Linked DNA regions of Homo sapiens: region 1 is linked to region 2. The links are chromatin loops, found by intact Hi-C in ENCODE. Cell type or tissue: Calu3. All regions are shown on one strand. Each heading gives the region's core, and the rest is flanking DNA. Links, peaks and the distances in the headings are about the cores only.

The links. A loop is a pair of places that touch in the nucleus more often than their neighbours do. Peaks named below come from ENCODE experiments on the same cell type or tissue, not always from the same donor. Only the 100,000 strongest peaks of a DNase experiment are listed, where the experiment ranks them.
Region 1: it touches region 2 in a loop (5-fold over the local background); 1 of 110 quality-filtered maps calls a loop at or near these places.

What each region holds. Positions count from the first base shown.
Region 1 is chr3:3,199,773-3,202,272 of GRCh38, forward strand. No RefSeq gene overlaps it. Among named protein-coding and RNA genes, the nearest start is that of CRBN, 21 kb to the left of the region's middle. RefSeq lists an enhancer at 1,980-2,159. In Calu3, for the core only: a CTCF peak has its summit at 1,049 (motif pointing right); a DNase peak (open chromatin) is centred at 1,069.
Region 2 is chr3:3,602,059-3,606,726 of GRCh38, forward strand. No RefSeq gene overlaps it. Among named protein-coding and RNA genes, the nearest start is that of LRRN1, 200 kb to the right of the region's middle. In Calu3, for the core only: no CTCF peak of the experiment used is centred there; a DNase peak (open chromatin) is centred at 2,383.

The DNA of each region.
Region 1 (2,500 bases), core at 1-2,500, 400 kb before region 2:
CTCTATTTTATCTATTTTAATTTTTTCTTTCCATAGTTTTTTGTGGAATAGGTGGTATTTGGCTTCATGAGTAAGTTCTTTAGTGGTGATTTGTGAGATTTTGGTGCACCCATCACCTGAGCAGTATACACTGAACCCAATTTGTAGTCTTTTATCCCTCATTCTCTTCCCACCCTCTCCTCCCGAGTCTCCAAAGTCCATTGTGTCATCCTCATGCCCTTTGCATCCTCATAGCTTAGCTACCCCTTTGAGCGAGAACATACAATGTTTGGTTTTCCATTCCTGAGTGACTTCACGTAGAATAATCGTCTCCAATCCCATCTAGCTTGCTGCGAATGCCATTAATTCATTCCTTCTTATGGCTAAGTGGTATTCCATCGTATATATACCACAGTTTCTTTATCCACCTGATTAGGTTTCTTTAATTTATATGTAGTCCTATAAGTGCTTATTTTTATTTAAGAGCTTATTTTATTTATTATTTTTAATCAATTAAGTCCATTTGACCAATATTTGTCGAGTGTCTACTGTGTGCCAGGGAAAATGCTAAGCATTGGGGATGCAACGCTGAAAAATGCAAAGGCAATCCCTAATCTTGTCGAACTCACTGCATTCTACCTGCAAAACTGGGGGCTGGGGGGAACAAAGTAATAGGAAGTTGTAACAAATAATCTGAAGTAAATGATGAATGGCTGGAGTAGAGAAGGATGAGGGACACCTCCTTTAGTTCGAGTGGAAAACAAAAGCTTTCACAGTTGTAATCCCATAGACCCTTCTAAATTCTCAAGCCTGTGTTTATGCATAAAATTCCAGTGAGTGTTTTTTTGTATTGATTACATTTTAAATGCCCTTCATTTCATAATAAATATTTTACAACAAGCATCCAGCTCATTAATGCATTGCAGTATGGTCAATATACGCAACATCAGAATTCATATATTATTTAATGACTGAAGCTAATGAGAAATCATGATATTGGTGTTTTTTAGACTTGTTCATTTTTCAAAGTGAGCTTTAAGCCAGGTGCACAAATACCCATTAGCCACAAGATGGCGGGGTTGGTATTTAACAGAGAGTGGCCGGAGAGGAAATACTGGACTTGGACTTGAGAGAATGGCTCACATGCAGAAACAGACGCACACATTCTCTATCTCTGCACTTAAATGAAGAAGAAAATGAAAGCAGATAAGAAAAGAAAGGCATTTAAATAAATGCCCAAGTAAGATTTCAAAGATTGAAAAACGTTCCCAAACTAACTGATGTTACCTGGGTTTGTGACCTCACTAGAAGGTCTGACTATATGATGCCAGTGCTTGGAATTCACCAATTCCTAAAACATATTTGCCGCCCGCACAACCTTTTTTTCACCTCTCACCAAGACAACAAAAAAGTGAAGTTAAATTTTAAACATTAAAAAATAAGGGAAATACCTTGAGCTTGGGTTATTTTAAGAGCCCCACATTCTTTTGGCACATAATTTTTCATGTGTCTGACCTTGGGGACAAGCTTCTACATCCTCTCCTGCCCCTTCATTGGCTCCCCAGCCTCCTTCTGGCCCTGCCCACAACTATGCTTCTAAACTCTTTCCTGTTCAAATCATATTAATTTTCATCCTCCCAGTTAAAGGAAACAAAATCACTGCTCTTCATTCTTTTAGTTCTCTTCGCTAATGTGAATCCTTTTCTTCTTTCCATTTCTGTAAATAAATTGCAAGAACTCCTTGGGGCCGGGCATGATGGCTCAGGCCTGTAATCCCAGATACTTGGGAGGCTGAGGCATGAGAATCACTTGAACCTGGGAGGCAGAGGTTGCAGTGAGCTGAGTTTGTGCCACTGCACTCCAGCCTGGGGGACAGAGCAAGACTCCGTCTCCTCTCATAAAACAGCACAGGCAACCCTGCCTCACTCCTCACCCATTCCCATCCCAGCAACTGGCTTCATCACCCCTATCTACCCTTGGTGATCTTACTTTCTAAAATTCTTCTCTTGGCCCTCAGGGGATTTCCTTCCTATGGTACTACAAAGACTTCACAGGGCTGCTCTTGCTCTGGTCACACCTCAGATAAATTTCAGTTTCATTCTGCCCTGGCATTAGAACGAATAGCCTCATTCTCACATTTTGCTAACTGATTCTCCTCACAGTGTGGAGCTATAATGAAAATAAGAGCAGGGCAGATTTACTCTGTTTTAGTCAGGATTCTTGGTTTTCGGTGAAAACAGCTCATGCTTTTTTATTTGGCATGTTGGAGTCTAGCTGACTAGCATAAAATCAGGAATCTGCGCAGCTAGTCCTGGCGTCTACACGTTAACTGTGAGACCTTGGGCATGACCTCCTCGGGCCTCAGAGTCCTTTGTAAAATGAGGGCCTTCCAAACATGCTCTCAGAGACTCTTTCTCATTCTAACATTTTTTAATTCTGTAAATCAGTGGTTACTTACTTTGCCCGACATCCTCCAATGTGGTTTTTGTTGACTCCTAACTAATACGTGCAGGGCTGCTTT
Region 2 (4,668 bases), core at 827-3,326:
AAGAGAAACTGAATCAACTTTCTCTAGCCAAAATAGAAAGCCTTAATAAAAAGGAGAGATGGTAGGGATAAGGATAACGATAATAGTTTAGTAGAGAACCTGTTATATGCGAACACTATACCAGGTGTATTACATAAATTATGTCATTTAAACTTCACTATTACACCCTCCTACCCCCATTTTAAAGATAAATAAACCACATCTCAGATAAGCTAAGCCACATGCCCAAAGAATGGGTGGCAGGTGCGTAATTTCAACAAGTACTCTGTGACTCTTGCCAAGAAGCTTCATTTGTAAGAACAAGAAAGGAGAGGCCAGTTCTGAGATGGTAGCAGAGGAGGTTGGTGGGAACACTAGAAGTGTGGTGCTGGGGAAGAGAAATCTCGTTATCTCAAACAACTTGGAGCAAGCCCAGAGCCCTCCTGGACATCCATGCTTGGGAGAAGTTGGAGTAATCAACCCATACAGTACTCCCATTTGGGGATTTTGTTTTCAGAATTAATCTCTACCTCCTTCTACCCTCCTGACTGGGAATCTACAAGCTGTGGAAGTCTGAAGAGGAAACCAAGTGGCTCCTGCAGAAGTTTAGGGGAGCCTGCCTTAACACAAAGGATCCAATGCAAGTCAGTTTACACTGTGACCACAGCCTCTCTCAAATGGGGGGGCATTAAGAATGTAAAGGAAGGAACAGATTTGAGACCCTGTGGAGGAAGGAGTGGCAGGTCGGCTGTCTGGTAGCAGATTAGACAACAGGGCAGGAAAGAAATCAAAGTCAAAATGGTCTCCAAAGTAGACTTGTCGCTGCTTCTGGGCAGAAGCTGTGCTCCCGGGTCAGTGAGGACAGAACTCCTAGCACAGTGCATGAAGACAGATTTCAAGTGTTTGAGCATGAATAATTGGGAGATATTTGGTAACATGGAATGAAGAGTTATGGCAATTAATTTGATGGAGGCCAAAAGAGAGGGGAAAGATGGTAATTCTGTTTAAGACATGACTGAGGCCAGGCGTGGTGGCTCACGTCTGTAGTCCCAGAACTTCGGGAGGCCAAGGTAGGCAGGTTGCTTGAGACCAGGAGTTCGAGACCAGCCTGGGAAAAATTGCAAAGTCCCCTTTTTACCAAAAAAAAAAAAAAAAAAAATTAGCCAGGTGTGATGGCATATGCCGGTAGTCCCACTACTCAGGCGGCTGAGGTGGGAGGGTCCCTTGAGCCTGAGAGGTTGAGGCTGCAGTGAGCTATGACTACACCACTGCACTCCAGCCTGGGCGACAGAGTGAGAACCTGTCTCAAAAATAAAATAAAATAAAAAATAAATAAATAAAAAATAAAAGCATGACTGAGTTTTTGGTGTATTGATAAATAAAATTCAAATAAGCCCTAACATTTTTATTCTAAAAGAGAACATACGTAAATGCCCTGAAGGGATTCTCTCCCCTCTGACATTCAATGAGTCATTGCCAATTAACTCCCTGGACACTTAAACTCATGCCGCAAATGACTTCAACTTTTTTGATGACCGCACTAGACCATATTATTTCCTTCAGTACATATTTCTATCCAGGATTCATTCAACAAATATTCATGGTGCATGGCCCAAAAGTGTTCAGGATGATCCAGATGTTGAGACTAACCTCAGGAAGCTAAGAACCTAATGGAGTGACGAGTCAGGTCCATGAATGACCAGAAATTATATTCAGAATTTTTAACAAATGTAAGGCATGGGCACTGACCAATCAGAATGGATTTCTCTATAGAACTGCATTAGGGTGTTGGAGGACCCCTGGCATTCCAGGCATTACTCTTTCAGTTGTTGGATCATAGGGAGATTCAATGGGGCTGGGAGTGGGGCCAGGGTTCTGGGTCACTCAGGGTGTTTAGGAAAGAGACTATTTACTAATTGATTCAATTTTACAGTCACTGGTACATCAGAATTAGTATATACTTGTTGATTATCAACCCTATAGGAGATATTACAGAGGCAAGAAATCTATCAGTTAGCTATAACTACCTAACAAACTCCCCTAAAGCACTGTGACTTTAAATAATGGCTATCAATTACTATGTTTCATGGGTGACAAATGAGTCAACTGATCTTGACTGGATCCATTCATGTGTCTTAGCCAACTGGGACCTCTACTCTGAGTGGAGCTTGACTGAGAACACCTTACCTCCACATGTCTCTCTTTCTCCTCTGGGACCAGTGACATAGTCCAGGTACATACTACTCATAGTGGTAGCACAGGTGCAAGAGGGAGCCCAATCACGTAAGTGCTTTTCCAAGTCTCAGCTTGCATTCTGTCTGCTAAATCTCATTGGCCAGAGCAAGTCATATGACCGAATAATTCAGAATCAAGGAGTGGGGCAATATCCTCCACCTTCTGATAGGAGGAGCTGCAGTCTCATGGAAAAGTTAATGGATACAGGAAGGGCTCAGGAATGCAGTCTATCACAGCGCCTCTCTCTCTCTCTCTCTCTCTCTCTCTCTCTCTCACACACACACACACACACATATACATACACACACACACATACACATACTCTTGCTCTCTCTCTCATCTGTTTAGTGTCCATTTCTACTTCTGAAAAGAGCACCTTAACTCTCCCTTAGGGAACAATACCTCCTCTGCTTTTGGTCCAAGGATTGTTGACTCTATCTCCCAGATCCCAAGAGTGGAGTATGGTTCAGCTCTCCACAATCACAGCATTCTATTCATTTTGGCCATGGTCATTAGTTCAGCAATAGGCATGTGACCCAAGTCAAGCTGATGGAATTAAATTCTAGGAGTTTTGTTGGAGTTATTAGGAAAGAAAAGTCTCTTTCTAAGGAAGTTGTTGAGAGGCTAAAACATAAGCCTATAGCTTCTGATAGCTATCGTGTTACAACGAGAGGAAACCTTGAGAATGTATCAGTTCAGAGGAAAACAGTGAGAGATTGAGCACATAAAACTGAATAAATAATGCTGATATCTTTTGATCCCCTGACTCCAACTGTGCCTGAACCATCACTCCTAAGATTTTCAGTTGTATGTGGCAATACCTCTACCCCCGACTTTTGTTTTTAACTAAATCAGTTTGAATTAGATTGGAGAGAGAGAAAACTAACTGTTAAGAAAACTAAATGAGAGAATTATTTTGGCCAGAAGGATTAAGGTAGGTTATTTAGAGAAGTTGTCATTTGAGCTAACCACTGTCTTGTTTAATGTCTCAGCATTTTTTGTTTTGTTCTGTTTTGTTTTTAATGCCTAAGAAACCCTTTCAATTCTTCATTCCCTGGGAAAGATAATTTACATGAAAAAGTACAGCAACAGCTGACACGCTTTGAAAAATGAGTTGTTGGCCACCTCTTTCATTTCTACTTGGCAAGTTTTAGGATGAAAATGAGATCTTTCCAGACAACACCCTAGTTAATTTTCCAGTTGGTCTAACACTGTATTTAAGAAACTTGCCTCCTAAGAGATTAGTTGGGCCCCACTGCGTTAGCGTGGCAATGTAACCCAATTGCTAAGCAGTTAATCTATTCATTATGTATATTTTCATTCTCAATTTTTTTTTTCTGAGAACCAACTGAAGCATGAGGGATAACATGGCTTTCTTAAGCAATTGCTTTCAAGTCCTGATGAAGAAATTTCCAAGCATAGATTTCAGCACAGTCTTTCTCAAAGTGGTCAAAGTCAGCTAGAAGGTTATATCTATAGGTGCCTTCTCTATAAGATACTCCTTCTCCCAAACAGAATTCATATTTCAATCAAGGTGACTCACACTTGGTCTTCTTTACATTTAGATGTCTCTCCATACACTCCATGCCTTTCTGAAATATCCTCTAGGACTGAAAATGTAATGCATTAAATAAAATCTCCAGAGACGTTCATATATCATCCCAACTGTTCCACTCAGATGGGTAATATTGACTATTCCAACTGTTTGTGCTGACGCTAATGTTAGAGACTAAAGAAATATCAAGGAGGAATATCTGTACAAATTTGCAAATGCTCATGGAACAACCACGGTAACAATTCCCACAGAAACATTAATATCCTAAGCTAACAGACGGAAAAAGAAATAAGCATGAACACAGTCCTATGGCCTCTCATTGCCCATTTTGAGACACCAAAGCATAAATTCATGCGTGTGTGTGTGTGTGTGTGTGTTTGTGTATCCAAACCAAGTATAAAATTAAACAATTACCAGGAAACCTCATTATTGTGGAAGGCCAAGCCCGTACTCATCAGCCACAAATTGTAGTCCTCAAGTCTCAATGTCTTGTTGATTACCTTCACATCACCTTCACATGCACTCCCACACCCCAAACACTCTGCTCAATCTTGGCGCTTTATCTGTTCACCAAATTCTTCAGAGCACAGGCAGGCACAGGTGCTTATGTTCTGGGCAGCCCCTTTTCATGTTTGTGATAATGTTGCCAATTTGAGAAATCAGTCATCATTTGGCTAGAGAAACTGTTTTGGAATGTTTCAGCTAAAGTTGGATTCACTTTTCTTGCAATTACGCTCAGAAGATAAAATGACACTGCAAAATGCCACCCGACAAGTCCCCTACCCAGTTTTCCCCACGTTCCTGCTCAGATGCAGGAGGAAGACTGATTACAGCAAGGGAAGGAAGAGCATCCTTCCACACTCCCCATTTCACCTTCCATCCTTGTTTATTTTTTTTTC